Linked DNA regions of Mus musculus: region 2 is linked to region 1. Evidence: chromatin loops called from intact Hi-C (ENCODE). Cell type or tissue: gastrocnemius. All regions are shown on one strand. Links, peaks and the distances in the headings refer to the core of each region. The heading gives the core; the rest is flanking DNA.

The links. Peaks named below come from ENCODE experiments on the same cell type or tissue, not always from the same donor. Only the 100,000 strongest peaks of a DNase experiment are listed, where the experiment ranks them.
Region 2: a loop joins it to region 1, with 18 times the contacts of the local background. A loop is called at or near these places in 3 of 42 quality-filtered maps.

Annotation. Positions count from the first base shown.
Region 1 is chr13:5,709,553-5,717,899 of GRCm38, forward strand. The region is part of intron 1 of Gm35330 (a long non-coding RNA gene); the gene reads right to left. Among named protein-coding and RNA genes, the nearest start is that of Gm35330, 11 kb to the right of the region's middle. In gastrocnemius, for the core only: no CTCF peak of the experiment used is centred there; a DNase peak (open chromatin) is centred at 3,870; H3K4me3 peaks cover 1,658 bases; H3K27ac peaks cover 5,170 bases.
Region 2 is chr13:4,767,088-4,775,434 of GRCm38, forward strand. No RefSeq gene overlaps it. Among named protein-coding and RNA genes, the nearest start is that of Gm40658, 45 kb to the left of the region's middle. In gastrocnemius, for the core only: a CTCF peak has its summit at 4,540; DNase peaks (open chromatin) are centred at 4,134, 4,512 and 5,431; H3K4me3 peaks cover 988 bases; H3K27ac peaks cover 4,763 bases.

The sequences.
Region 1 (8,347 bases), core at 261-8,260:
AAACATGTTTATTACACGTACTGCCCTTGTAAATGCATTAGCGGTTCTATCGTTAGAGTCTAGAGCTTTCAAGTCTGTGCCGGGCCTTTTCAAAGTCAATATTAGAAAAGAAGTCGGCATGAGTTAATCACATTGTCTCTTTTATTTAACTTGTATTTGATGTATGAAATCTCTCCAGATGAATGGTAACATTTTGTTTTATTAGAGATTAGCTTCCACCACTGTTTTCAGAGAACTTTCAGGCTGGATTCTTTCCACAGGAACTAGCTTTTAAATCAGCCCCAGAGACTTCAGACTCTGAGGAGCTCAGCAAAGGGCATGTGAAGCATTTGTTTGTTGCTGCCTGAATCAGACATCCCCTTTTGAAGTCTTTCTGTTATTGGACAGAAGCAGCAGCCACCCCAGCACCTCCACAGCTGGTTCCAACGGGGCAGAATCATACACTAGAAACAGCAGAGGAATGGAAAGATTGTTCCTTGTTATAAAACCAATCAAGCCCCTTCCCGGTGACAGCAGCATCTTTGGACTTTGAGGACATTCTATCAAACACTCATCCATCTTGATAAATTTTCTAGCAGTCTTCATACTCCACTGAGGTTAAAGTAGACCAGGATGGCTTCAAAGTTACAATTCTGCTGGATCAGTCCCTCTGGTGCTAGGGTTATAGAATTATAATAGTAACACACCCTACTCTAAAAGATATATGCAAGTTTTTGAGATATACTTAATAAAAATTATGCAGTCAAGATAAACAATATGATACATATATATATATATATGTATATATATATATATATATATGTATATATATATATATATGAAAAGATTACCACAATCCAGCCAATTAGTACATCTATTCTTTTATAGTATTAACTTTGTGCATGTGTGTGTAGAACAAGAACACATAAAATCCAGCCTTTTAGCAAACTTCAAGGACATCATATACTATCTCTTAAATTTTTGTTAATAGTAGTGCATAGCACATTTGTGAGTGTGGACATGCACGTGGAAGTGGGAGGACAACTTTTGAGACTATGTTCTCTGCTCCCACTGGGGGATGTGGAATCCAGATTGAACTAACATCATCAGGCTTGTACAACAAGTACTTTACCCACTGAGCCTTCTTGCTGGCTCCCATGCCACTATTATTAACCAGAGTCAGTATCTCAAACATTATTTCTCTGCAACATACTCATCCTATAATTGAAGTGTCTACCTCTGACCAACATCTCTCCACCATCCACCCCCAGATCCTACCAGTCACTGAGTCCTGGGCACTGCACACTTTGTTTCCATAATGACAGCTGTTCTAGGTGTCTGGGCACTCATTCAGTGTTTGTCTGCTAGGTTGCCACTTTGCCAATGCTCAGTTCTAATTGTTCTTCATTCCAGAACTTCTGGGAACATGTCCTATAATATATCCCTATATTATATAAACCGTAAGCATTCAAGTAGAAAGATTGTCTATCAGTCTGTGCAGAATGAACAGTGTCATGCCTCTCACAGCTCTCTCTGTTCCTCAGCTGTTTGAACTCACGGGCAGGGCAGTTAAGGTTACTTCCATGACTCTCTGCAAGAAAGGGCAGTTGAGCCTCCAAAAGTTAGCCCCTTTCTGTTTCGTTTTTCTTATACTGTGCCATATTTAACAACAAAGTAGACTGCCCCCACATTCTCACACAGGACGCCTGGAGTCTGTTCTGCAGATTATGAGTAAGGCTTCAATTTGAACAAGAAGGGTCACCGCATTGGACAGCAGGCATCTTTCAATGAATGTGATGACTGATTGGTTGAAATTGAAAGGCAAAAGCTGATCCTGTTTTTCTCCATGTAAAAATCCCCAGGTGGTAAAGAATAAAATGGCCAGGATTTTTTTTTCCTAGGCAGATTAACTGAAGCCTACAGACTTATGGTAATAACTGTAAGTGCAGATGAAGCTGTGGGGAAGAGGAGTCTGAATTTTGGTGGTTGGTGGAGCCTAAGGTAGAGGCAATTGCTTGCTCAGGGTATAGAGGCTAGGCAGCCTAAGAAACCCTCTCCCGCTGCTGGAAAGCTCAGAAGAGTGAGCCAGTGCCTCTTTACAAATGAGGCTGGAGACAACATCGAAGTACACACTTCCCAGTATCTGGGATCTAGGACCAGAAATTAAAACCCAATCACAGCACCCAGGAACAGGAAAAGAAACAGAACACTGGGTTAAAAGCATGACCAAAACACATGGCCAACATCTGGACTAAAACACAGACCAGAAACAAGACCAGGACACAGGACAATGAGCTGAACTAAGATTTAGTGCCAAGGGTAGGACCAAAACACAGAGCCAGGATCTTGACTAAGACACAGGGCCAGCAGAAACTAGACCAGGACAAGAAGCCAGTAACAGGACCTGGACTCATGGCTAGTCAAAGAACCAGGATTGAGAATCAGCCAGGTCATTGGACTGGGACATAGGACCAGGCCCCCCAAACCAGTTTTGGTTACAGAACCAGGTCATGGTAACCAGAACCAGAACCACCAGCAACTCAGGAGCTATGAATCAGGTCACGGGACTTAGAATCCAGGAAAGACTCAGAGATGAAGACTTTAAAGAGAAGTAGATGTCCCTGCTCAATTTTGGAGGCCAATTAGACGCCTGGGTCTCACTCCAAGGAAATAAACTACTTATACAGAATCATAAATAAGGCTCTGAGGCAGTGAAGCAATCAGTGTGTAGAGTACTTCCCTCAAGCGTGAAGACCTGAATTAGATATCCAGAACTTACATAAAAATCTCTCATGGAGGCTGCTGTTCTAGGTAGGTAGAGACAGGAGGCTCCCTGGGGCTTTCTTGCCAGACAGTCTGCTTCCAGGTCCAATGAGAGACCTGTCTCTATAAAATAAGGGGAAAGTGACGAGGGAACACAACCTCATAGATTTCTAATCTCTACATGCTCACATAGGCACATGTACAGGCACAAATTTGTGCATACCTCCAAACATGCACACAAACACATACACACATACCACACACACACACACACACACACACACACACACATACACATACACACACACACACACACACACACACACACACACACACACACACTAAATAGAATCCTAACAAAGTAGGAGGTGCCTCATAGTATTGCAACTGAATATGGCACCTTTGGTTGATATCCCTGGGAGGCCTGCCCTCTTCGGAAGGGAAATGGAGAAGTAGATCTGGAGAAGGGAAAGGAGGGAAGACTGGGTGGAAGGGGGAAATAAATGAGATATATGAGAGAATAGTACTACTAGTAGCAGTAATAGTAATAATAAAAATAATAAAGAACATATTTTTCTTTGCGTTTTATAAACAACATACAGAATACATCATACTCAAAAAATGTAGGCATGGATGGGTATCTCTGAATTTATTTTAAAAGGGCCTATTGATTCTTTCTTAAGCACTCTGGCCAGTCCTTATCAACATAACACAGCATCTCAAGGCTAAGGCTCTTATCTCTACTCCTGGTTAGAGTTTACATTCAAAACCAAACCCAACCAACCAACCAACCAAACAAACAAACAACAACAAACCACTGGGCAACATAAAAGCTGGTACTTTGAATTTATCACTGGGCTTCTCTGAATCAGTGGCAAAGGAAACCAATAAAATGCCTAAGTGGGGTTAATGGGATCTTAGCAGACAAACCCATCATTTGTGTATTCTCCATGCTACAGTGGGTTGGAGAGAGCACTTCATAGTTGGCTGACTCCCCACTTCTGTTCCTGTTAGAATTTTGGTCTTAGAGTAAACTTACACCCATTCCTTAGTGCCCTGGTTCAGGTTGTCTTGGCCTTTTTATTACGGGTCGTGTTTACCAAAGGTTTACAACTTGGCTGTAAACACCAGTTGGCACCAAAACCGGAAAGTTGGCATGAGGAGGTTTGGCATAAACATTGCCCGGAAGCACTTTTTTCTCTCTCTCTAAATCTGAGAAAAACAGGCTAGGGTCATTTTCAAGTTATTTATGTTATTCATGCATAAATAAAAGCGAAGCCTGACAGCATCAAACAGTTGTTGGCTTTTGCAGGCCTCAAAAATAGATTTTATCCAAGAAAAGTAACATTTGGTAAACAAATACTCAGTGACAGGCTGTTAAAAAAAATAAAGGGAGGGGGAAAAGGTGTCATGGGATGGATTAAATAGTAAGAGAAGAGAGAAGGTTTCAAGAACCATTTTTTATGTCAGAGAACAGAGTCAAGAAAGTTATTGTTAAACGGAGAAATTTCTACAGACTCAAAATTATAAATAAGCACAATGTAAGCTTTCAAGTAGATTTTATTAAGATCCAGAGGGCACATCATCCAAGCATACAAAGTAAACAATATAGAATGATCTCAGGGGATAGAAATAAATGATTTTTAAGTATGCATTCTAAAAGCAATGGAATGTTTAAAGCATTTTAAAACTCAAGGAGAGAGGGAGAGGAGTGAGTAATGAATTAACACATGCTGATGTTAAAAGTCTTTTAAAAGAGTTAGTTGTCAGTGTTCAAAGTCTCCTCTTGTCTTCCTTTTATTAAATTGTTTAGAAATGCAATTTGTAAACTATAAACTTCGGCAGCTTGTAGCTGTATGCTAAAGAGAGAAAGTGATGGTGTCAACTGTTCCCTAAAGATCGTCTTTCTGGCAAACTTAAAAGTCAGCCTTGACGTCAAGTGACCCTGGACAAGAGTCTGCATTGAGTTCTGCGAAGTGTGGGCAGAAAGGACTTTCACTCTGGAAACCCTACCAGGGAGGAAGGACTGAAGAAACCGTTTAGGGAAAAAGAAAAGCAAGCCAAGTCAAACAGAAAGTAAAAATAAGTCAGTGGGGAAAGAATGTCAACTGCAGAAGAACGTAGCCTGTCTGCTGCAGCTCGCGTTCTGGAACACGTGTTCTTTCGGCAAGGAAGCGTTTTCCTCAGCTTGTTTTGGTTGCTCTTCGCAAGTGAGGTTGGAGCTATTGTTACGGCTCAAGTCAGGGACAGTTACATCTGGTGGCCAAAGCTGTATACTACCCATTACAGAAGGTAACTTTAGACACACTGGGCAGAGAAACAGAATAGTGCCATTCCATAATAGAATTAACCCTATGAACAGCCCGTAGACATAAGCCAAGACATCCGATCCGTATATTTCAATGCCAATTCAAGATGAAAAACGTTTCCGGGACTCATTTCAAATGTTTGCCTCCCTGGAACTACCTAGGTCAACTTCATCTACAACTACATCTAGAATATGATAAATGTTCCTGATGTGTGCTGCTTCAGATAGAGTCTATAAATCAGTTTACTTACCCTACTATCAAAGCTGTTGCCAGGACAATGTTGTGGCTCTGAGGAGACCAAATCACATGACCTGAAGATAAGTGTTTACATCACAGAGCCACAGAGTGCCATGGCAGACACTGAAAAGCACAAATATACACACAGGATAATCCCTTGGAGACTGTTATTGTCTGTGAAGGAAAAGCCCTAGAGAATGTGGTCTGGACACCAGAGACCAGAGAATAAACATGCTCATCAGATAACATGCTTCTTGGAAAGGGACCTAGGCAGCCTTCAGTATTCTCAGAATTGGCAATTAGTTCTTATTATATTTGAAAGACACATATTTCACCTCAACTGATTAGTCATGTGGCTTCTTCGAGGACCTGAAATGGATTTTTTTGAATTCTCAATTCCTGATATTGAGAATTCCTATGCCTGATATTTACCAGAGCTTCAGCAAGCATCTGTCGAATTAACAGTCAGCATGAGATGCTATGATAAGACATCCGTTGTCACACACTGATGCTTTGTTATTTTAACTGTCTATGCACTAAGACAGGGGTCCTAGATTTGGCTTTGTTTAAAGCTTTTGTTGGTTTATTTGGTGATTTGTTTTTTATTATTTTAAAGGAGTCTTACATGGCCCTTTGAACTTGGTAGTCTAGGATCACTTGAACTTCTTATTCATCCAACTTCTAGAATCAGCACTGTGAAATGCTTGGCTTTCTAGTCCTAGGGTTTGAACTCAGGACTTTATGCGTGCTAGGCAAGTACTCTGCCAACTGAGATATGTTCACTGCCTCTTGGCCTTCATTTTTGGTGGACTTTGAAGAAGTGGTTAGAGGCTAAAAGAAAACTTACACCAATCATAAATAAATAAGTTGTTTTTAAATGCTCTTTTGTTGTATCATTTCCACACAGATCAATATGAACAGGTAAATATGAATGTACACCAATAGATAATAAGTAGAAAACTGACAAATGATAGACCAATTGATCAACATATGTTGATAGATGTGATTATAGATCTATTGATTAATCAATAGATAAGAGTTGACATTAATACATAATAAAATGATTAGTAAATAGATGAGAAACAATAGATGATCAAATAGATAAATAGATGTGTAATAGAAAGAGAGAGAGATGGTAAATAGGTGACACATAGAGAGTAAAGAGACGGCAGATAATGGATGTTTGATAGACAGGTAGATGATAGATAATAGGCAGATAGATAATAGACAGACAGACAGACAATCAGACAGACAAATGCATAAATAGTCCTCAATATGCTCAATGAAGAAATGTTTAGAAAGCATGATCAGACAACACTAATAATTTGACAACTGCTAGGGCAATGTGTTTCCCAGCTAAGCATTTTAAACCCACAAATAATTTTGTCTGTCTCTATGCTGATATGGTAGGGGTATGCATTTGAAAATGAACTCTAGGAATGTAAAATTGAGCAAACGTGATTTAGGGTCTGCAGAACAACAAAGGCTAGAGCATGGCATCTGGAAGTAGCCTACGAGATACAGGCTGTGACTTGTTCGCCAAAGCTATGGGTCTGCAAGCACATGGCTGACTCTGGTACCTATATTTATATTCTCTGTATGTAACTCCAGAGCACAGGAACTACAGAGAATTTGACTGGCCCCAGATCAAAGATACAAAGAGATGATTTAACACTTTTCTTAGTGGTTCTTCAGTGTTACACAGCAAGTCTTGGGAAATGAAAGAGAAAGTTCTCTACATTGTAAATATTGGGACAAACTTGAAAATGAAGTGAAGTTGCATAGAGAAAGAGCTTAGATTTGGGAATCTGAGAAGCCTGGGTTCAGTGTTCTACATGTGCAAGACATCACTTTGAACAAATTATACAATCCATGTAAACCTTCAAAATCTCAGATGTCAAATGGGGTTCTTTGTACCAAGTCCTAGACAATTCACAGAATGCCGTAGCCTAAAAACTTGCCATGAGTCCCCCTATGTTTTACACCTCCTATCCATTCCATCATTAAATGTGGCAGATTCGACTTTCCAATATATGTGGACTCTGCATTACACAACACTCCTTGATCTTCCAACAGTTGTCTCTTCCTGGACTGTGTTCCTAGCCCCTCCCCCTACTTCCTCATTTGCTTCTCCACAATACCAATGTGAGTACTGAGATCATATTGTGTGTGTGTGTGTGTGTGTGTGTGTTCACATTTGTGTGAGGGTGTTGTACCTCATGTGTGCACATGAAAAGGCCACGGTCAATGCTCAGTATCTTCTTTTATCACACTCAACCTTAGTGGGTGAGACAGCCTTCTCACTATGCATGGAGCTTGACATTTTACCTAGAATGACTGGCTCAATTGAACGCCCCCAAGGTCTTCTGTTACCTCTCTCTCCTCACCAAGCTTCAGGGCTACAGATCTATGCTTCAATACTCTGCTTTTACAAGGGTCCTGGTGACCAAACACAAGTTCTCACACTTATACAGCACACGTTCTCTTCACAGAACCGCCTTAGTATGTTCTTAAACTCACAGGAAATGCTGGTGACTTTTTTGTTCTGTAAGAGAGCAGAGGCCCACAGAAGTTTCTGGAACATTACCTTTGCAGGCAGGTGAGACTCTCTTAGCTTTTGTCTATAGGCCAGTGCTGAGGTCTATGAAACTGCTGGAAACCATTTGACCTGGGATCTTGCAATTTCAAAATAATCTTATCCTTCTGCTGTAAATGACAATAGCATGCTAGCTGAGGCAGAAGAGAGATGGGGAGTAAAGGATGAGCTGTTGAATTCAACAGTAGCTCCAATGTAAGGCTTAGAACATTGTAAGGCAGAGACCAGAACAAACCAATGGCAGTGATTTGTGAATAGTTTCAGCAAGGCTCCAGCGAGGCCATATTTTCACAGCTTTATAAATTACTTTCTTCCTTTTGGAAAAAAGCATTAATGATGTAAAGAGGTCACTTAAATTTTATTGCATTTTAGGTGGAAATTATATATTACAATTGAATTTGCAAAGTTGGGTATTTTCAAAGGTCATAGAATGCATGCCTCACAGATGTGAGGGAGCATTATG
Region 2 (8,347 bases), core at 118-8,117, 940 kb before region 1:
AAACCATTTTTTTTTCCCAACTTGCTTCTTGGTCATGATGTTTTATGCAGAAATACAAACCCTGACTAAGATACACACACAGATAAACACATGCGCATATATATATATGTGTGTGTGTGTGTGTGTGTGTGTGTGTGTATAACATACAAACATAAATATATACATATTCCTCAACATATCAAGCTCAGTTTGTATCATGTTACTTGTATGTATTTTTTTAGGGCTGATTGTTTGGAATTGGATAACCAACTGGTGAATTCTTGGCTGCCTGAAGATCTTTTTATAGAGTTGAGGTTACCTAGTCTTTCCCCATGTCCATTTTTGTTGTCCTTGTTCAGCACATGTTTAGACAGTGATGTTAGTGACATTTTCTGGATATAGTTTCTAACTTTACTAGGGGATACAATCTCACCGAAAACATTCTGGCCTTTTTGCTCTTTCAATCTTTCTAACCCTTCTGCAATGTTTTCAGAGCCTTAGGTGAGAGTGTTTTTTATAGATGTATCTGTGGGGACTGTGTTCAACAACTCTATGTTTGATTGGCTGCAGTTTTTCTGTAATTGTGTTTGTTTCAAAGATCAATTTTTCTCATGAATAATGAGGACTACATTTATGGGTCTAAAGGCAGATAATTAGAATGTAGACAGGAATTATGTTGGCTTACTAAAGTGGCAACTGTAGGTTCTTCTTTGAGATCTATGACCTCAGAATACCTGGTTAGCTGGTAGGTTTCCAGTGTCACGCATGCATTCCCTCTTATTGGACTGATTCTCAGTTTCTGGATTGTGTTTCCCATGATCCTTCTGTCTGAGTTTTCCTGGGCAGTTCTTGAGCATTTATTCTCCTTAATTTCTCTCTCTTTAATTTCATTGAGTTGTTTTTTTCTTGTTTTCTTTAGTTCTTTACTTTAGTTAATTCTTTAATGATGTTCATATTTTTTTCTATTAAATTCTGTGTCCTCAGTCTCATATAGACAATTCTCATTGGCAAACATTTTTATGGGATATGTTGACTTTAGAGAGAAGATACTTGATTTTATTCTTTTATATTGATCATATTTTTACAATGAGATCTGTGGACTTCCTTAGTTCTAATCTTAGATGCAGGGACTATGTCAGAATAGAAGCAAGTTTATACAGGGGCTTTAGGCACAAAGGTTGCATATGGATTGTGACAAATGAAGTCAGGATGTGCCTCTTGTACATCTGGCATGTAGAGATGTCTCTGAAAATTGGTGGAAAGGTTGGATGATGAAGAAGGTGCCTATGAGCTGTGGGGTAGGCAGGGTGAATTCCGTTGGGAGCCTAGAGATTGGTTATGGAATAGGCCAGGGGTGGTGTTGGATGGCATACGTGGTCAGGAAAATGGATGTGAGATCCGGCTAGATCTAGGGGTTGGGAAGGCTGCGTGGATGGGCAGCATCAGGGAGCCTGACTCTTAAACCCTGGAGAAGGGAGCAGGTGATAGAACTAAATGGAGATTGGATCAATAAATAAACCTTAATGAAAGTTTTGTATAATGAAAAAGACTCTAGAAATGTAAAGTTGCCACAGACAATATGCTCACAAGCAAAAAGTAGATTAATTAGCCAGAGCTTTAGAGAAAATCATAGAAAAAAGTTACTATTAGTAGCTATGAGGACATTGTGTGCAATTTAAATATATTTGCATATTTATAGATGTTATAAACTGTTTATGTCCTGGAAAGCACTTAAATGTAGACTTTAAAATAATAAATTTCCTGATACATTCTTCCATAAATAAAATAGAGCAGAATATCAAATTATTTTAAAATTTATTTTGCAATACTGGTGTCTTTTATTTTTCACTTATAGTTTGTTATTGGATGAATTTATTTACCAATGAAAAAATAATCCTGGTGGTTTTTTTTTAATTAAACTTGCATTAAACCTAAAAATGGTTAAAATGGTAAAGACTCTTTAAAAAACCTTAAAATAAAATCTTAAAAAAAAACCCTTGTAAATCTATAATTCTGAAGACTGTATGTTACTGAGATAGAGGTCAGCTTGTAGATCAGAAATGGGGAAGAGGGAAATGAGGGAGGAGTGTGGAGGGAGAATCAACCTAAATGGCATACTTACAAAGTCCCCATATGTGATCCTATTCCCTTGTAAGCTAATTTTAAAAAGAAAAATAAGATATGAAAAATGACTGAGACAAAGTAATAAGCTTGTGAAACAGAAACAGAGCTTTACTTGTACAACCACTCTGGAAATCAGTCTGGCGGTTCCTCAGAAAATTGGACATAGTACTACCGGAGGATCCCGCAATACCTCTCCTGGGAATATATCCAGAAGATGTCCCAACCGGTAAGAAGAACACATGCTCCACTATGTTCATAGCAGCCTTGTTTATAATAGCCAGAAGCTGGAAAGAACCCAGATGCCCCTCAACAGAGGAATGGATACAGAAAATGTGGTACATTTACACAATGGAGTACTACTCAGCTATTTAAAAAAATGAATTTATGAAATTCCTAGGCAAATGGATGGACCTGGAGGGTATCATCCTGAGTGAAGTAACCCAATCACAAAGGAACTCACACAATATGTACTCACTGATAAGTGGATATTAGCCCAGAAACTTAGGATACCCAAGATATAAGATACAACTTGCCAAACAAATGAAATTCAAGAAGAACGAAGACCAAAGTGTGGACACTTTACCCTTTCTTAGAAATGGGAACAAAACACCCATGGAAGGAGTTACAGAGACAAAATTTGGAGCTGTGACGAAAGGATGGACCATCTAGTGATTGCCATATGCAGGGATCCATCCCATAATCAGCTTCCAAACGCTGACACCATTGCATACACTAGCAAGATTTTGCTGAAAGGACCCAGATATAGCTCTCTCTTGTGAGACTATGCCGGGGTCTAGCAAACACAGAAGTGGATGATCACAGTCAGCTATTGGATGGGTCCCACGGCCCCCAATGGAGGAGCTAGAGAAATTACCCAAGGAGCTAAAGGGAACTGCAACCCTATAGGTGGAACAACAATATGAACTAACCAGTACCCGGGAGCTCTTGTCTTTAGCTGCATATGTATCAAAAGATGGCCTAGTCGGCCACCACTGCAAATAGAGGCCCATTGGACTTGCAAACTTTATATGCCCCAGTACAGGGGAACGCCAGGGCCAAAAAGGGGGAGTGGGTGGGTAGGGGATTGGGGGGGTGGGTATGGGGGACCTTTGGGATAGCATTGAAAATGTAAACGAGGAAAATACCTAATTATAAAAAAAAGAAACAGAGCTTTAGCACTTAAGGCTAAACACTGACATTTCTAGACACAGGACATCACTTACGCAAGAGAGAACAACATTCGTTTCTTATGTTCTTAACAAAACCCACCAGTTACACATTACACACTCATCCATTAGAAAGATGATGATTTAGCAGGGTTCTAGATGCTCACTCATGTGTGTGGTGGTGAAGATGTTTCTGCAAAAGTCACTTCACTTTACCCACAGTGCCAGTTGTTACATTTCAGCAATTTTTATGTACTTTCCACAAGACTTTGTATTTCCCTTTCAGCAATCCTTCTACTTTGAGATACCTTTTCTTCTGGGTTTTTGTATGGACATCTTAAGAACACATAACACAAGTATCTTTATTTAAGAATGTGAGATCAGTCTGTGTTCAGCACAGTATTATTGTGGGCTTTTATTCATAAATTGCTCTTAAAGCATATAGAAAGAGAACAGAACAAAAAAGTATGGTAAGAATTTTTTGAGAATATTTTTCCTAAGATTGTGTGTGTGTATATGTGTGTGTGTCTGTGCATGTGTATACACATACACACACACACACACACACACACACACACACACACACACATATATATATATATATATATATATATATATATATATATATTTGTGCTTGATATATATGTATTACTCATTAAATGTATTCATTAAAGTTGATGTAATGCTCCTTCACGGTTATTGTTTTTAAAGCTGTCCTCTTTTGAATAGCTTGAAGGTCCTTCAGGAATTGCAAGCTCTGTTGTGAAACAGAATGTTCATATCGTCCTGTTACTCTTTGGCTCTGCTAGTTCGCTGATTAAAATAGGCTCACGCGCAGGACGCTAATCTCTGTTTATAGAAAATAGCAAACAGATGGAGAAGCAATGATGAGTAAAAATAGACCCTTTCCTCCAGCAGATCTTTTAACACATAGATGTCAAGAAAGCCAAGAAGTCAGTGAAACCTAGTCTGGTGTTCCCTACACTACCCTGAAGTGACAAATCGCATAATGACAGGGATCCGTTTGCTCCTGAGGCAACAGCTAAGCGGGACTTCCAGTACTTTCTATTATAGGTGGCTTTTTCATTGCAACCTCCATTTACTTGGCAGGGCCTCTGGAATCTCTGACTGGAACTCTGAATGAACACTCCTCTTGTTTGAATCCTGCTGATCCCCCAACTGTAACTGGATCAGCTGACATCACCAGTGTGCTGAGCCCTGTGAAATGTCTCTGTAATTGGACTCCACTCTTGAGTCAGAGCTTGGTAAACCCTGGAGAGGCGCTGTGGTCCGCGTGCTCAGCATGACTCATGCCTCTAGTGCCTGGAGACTGTTGCTATGTGAGACTTCCTGTTAAGTGTTTACTTCTTACAGTGGGTTTGTCCTGTCCCAAGAGCTATTTGGATTTGGTATGCGGGGTGGGGTGGGGTGGAGTGGGGTGGAGTGGAGTGGGGGCAGGGGCAACTAGGGCAAAGGATTTGCCTTTTTCTTCTGAAAACAAGGATCCTGGGAGAGTCAGCTCTGAGTTAACTTCCTTAAATGGTCTGGCAGCTCATGTTTACAGGAAGAGGAAAATCTGGGAAATGCTGATAGAAGTCATAAATGCAAGGAGGGAAAAATAGCATAGTTGAGGTCATATGCAGGTGCCTGAGGGTTATTTTTTTTTAATGCCTATTTGTGTCATTCTTATGCCAAACATGCTTTAAATTATTCAAAATGGTTTTATTTAGACTGCTTTTAAAATTAAATAAACATTTTAAAGTTTTCAGTCAAAACTCTTCTGTGACAAATTAAGGAACATTGAAGAAAAGGCATAGAGACAACCTACCAGGTAGCACTTTACAATTGTGAAATCATTTTCTTTTCTGAATGATAGGTAGCTATAAGACACGGTGGCGGTTGAATAAACATTTAATCAAAACCAATATACGTTTATGTGAACATGTGTTTCTACACGTGGTTTTATAGATAGAAGTGGAGACTGGATAGAAGGCCAGTATATTACAAGGAAATGGGATTTGATTCTTCAACAGTGCTCAGATCATTCAGGCGTATGAATATACTGGATTGTGATGCAACCTTGGTAATAGGGAGTTCAAGCCAACTCTATTCTCAGAGTCATATGAATTCAGCTTAGTTCACATTGCCAAGGCACACTGGCAACTGCAGCTGACACAAGAGATAATCCATGTGTCAGCCAAGAACAGATAAAGAAGAGTATGAGATTCTTGGAGCTAACTCAGGCTGGGAACAGGAGAGGTGTTCATTGCTGTTCTGTAAACAGCAAAGACAGGAGCAGAATAAGGAGAATGTCATGTTGAACCTGTGAGTCACAAGACCAGAACTAAAACAAAGCCCTCGGGGGCCATATACACCCCAAGAAGCCAAAGGGGTGCTTTGGAGAAAGTCTAACTTCATTGTGCTTATAGAGTAGAGTGGTTAATGGAGCCAGCATTATGAACCTGCATATACAGCTCTTTCTTGTTCCTTCTCAAGAACAGTAGCTTTTCAGAAAGTTGAAGGAAAAAAAATAGCAAGTATTGGAAGAAGGTGTTACAGTAACTAGTACTGTATGTTTACTTTGCCTAGAAAGGATCTCATGCCATCCAGGCTGGCCTATTGAGGTTGGTCTTCACCTTTTAATCCTCTATGTGCTATTTCTCTTTTGTGAGGATTAGAGACATGATACCACCTTGCACCATTTAACGTATGTTGGGCATTGAACCCAATTGTAGAAATAATATTTCAGTATTCACAGAGCCAGAGAGGGCAATCCTCAGATTATGGGTTTTAAATGCAACCACTTGTATCATCATTAATACATACATCATAGAGTGGCTTTCTGTATGCATTTATATCTGAAAGACAACTTCAGTTAATTAAAAGGAACTTTGCCCTTCCTTTGTCTTTGACTGTTTTGGTCACATACTATCATTTCATCAGGAATAAAATAGCCTAATTCTTGTTTTGAATGAGAAAACGTACCTTGGTGGCTTTAATATGACTTTTGCTTATTAAATCATTTATTTTCTTATGTCATTAATTTGTAAGATTCAGCTCTTAGACTATGTTCAGCAAGTTCCATGCATGATCCATGGTGCATATGTTCTCATCTGCTGACAGACCTAACCAGAGGAGGGGACCCTGATTCCCATTGGTCAACTAGGATTCCAGAGAAAGTAAGAGGGAGACAAGCAATAAGAAAAAAAACAACAGCAGAATGGATAAAGTGAAGGAGAGAAGAAAGGGGAGAGAACAGAAGAAGTGAAGATTCAGGCAAGGAAATCAGAAGATGGGACTAAAAGAGTAGAGGGGAAAGGAGAAGGTGGACCACGGTCATACAAAAGTCTACACAGGTTCAGGCAGACCTTTACTGATGACTTTAGATACTTGTGAACTATAGAGACTATGATCATAGTTGTTGTTCTCCTTGTACTTGTGGTTCTAGTTCTTGTTGTTCTTGTTCTTGTTTTCCTCCTTCTCTTCCTCTTCCTCCCCCCTGCTCCTGCTCCTTTTTCTGTTTCACCTTTATGTGTATAGGCTAATTCTCCATATTCTCTTGTGTAGTTTGTGGTCAGTGAAGTTGATTTATCTTGCTGAACTGCTCAGGCTTTGAGAAGTGTGGCATCTCAGTGGAGACTATTCAAAGACTCAAGTAAACCGTGGGAGACAGACATCTTATTCCCTCTAGAATATATGCAATAATTTTGGTCCTTAGGAGACACAGATCCAGTGATCAAAAACCGCACTTTGATATACACATAAAGTTTTAGAGCTTTACCTCTTGGGGTGGTGTTGTCTTCACATATTTGCTGCCTCTGGTCATTTCTTTTTCTTACATAGAAGAAAGCACTGATGCCCTACTTCGATTCTCTCCATCTGGTAAGTCTTTACAGGTTGTCCCTGTTATTCCAGCTACTCACCAATGCTCAGAGTGAGCAGCAGTGCCTTCCTAGAGGTGATACAGTTAATGGGAGTCACTTGAGACCCTTCTGCTGTTAGCCCTCCTCCTTTAACTTCAGAAAGCCCTTCCATCCTGTCATCCTGAATGTATCAGGTTTTATTAGGCACACCTATTCTAAAAAGCAAAATCAGCTGACTCTGGTGGCCAGGTTATAAAAGTCAAACTCTATATCCAAAGCTGCTATTCTAGCACATGCTAGAATATTCTAGTACATTCTCTTATTCTTGGCCAGGAAAAAAAAAGCCACAATTTTTCTGTCTCTTAGAACTTGATTATCTCAATTGATATGACTGAGTATAAACAGATTGTTAGTTAATCCATAATAAATGGTGCATTAAAGATATTATCACTCTTTAGATTGAATATCTATTCTGGGCGCACTGTACAAGAATCTAATCAAAGGCAGCACTGGTGACTCTTCCAGTTAAACTGTGCCCAGTATTGACATTTCCGCCATGTACTTGGTTAAAACTTAATTGTCCGTGAAAGGAAAGGAAACTAAAAGTCAACCCGTTACTGGAATTCAGGAGGAGTGAGATGTTTTGATGCCAGATGCCTACATTAAGCTTTTTGCATTTTATTATGTTTTTCTATTTTGCATAATATATCTCATTTGATTCTTGAGATTTATTTATTTATTTTCAGGAAATTATAGCATAATTCCATGGCAAAGCAAAGACAACCTCATGTCTGTCTGAGAAAAGGTTCAGGAAACCCTGTCTGTAGCTCCAAATATTCTGAGAATTGTATATACCTGATACCGGGCAAAGAGTACCTCACAAGGCTATATTTGAAAATTACACATTTCTAGTCATTCCATAAGCCAACATATTTCTGAATCACTTCTCAGATTGGTGACCTAATTTTTAAAACAATTATCATAGGGTTTCAAACCAGATTTAAGACTTTGAAGGGAAAGAAACTGAAAGGCTACATTTTATGTCAGTGTATGAATGTCTAACTCAAGACATAAGGAAGCCTTCATCAGAAGAGTGACGCTTGACAAGGACCTATATACTGTATTTACTGTTGGGGAAAATGGAAAGATTATATTAGTTTCAGAATAATTTTGTTCCTTTTTTTCTTTTTATTGATTTTCTAAATTATGACTGTT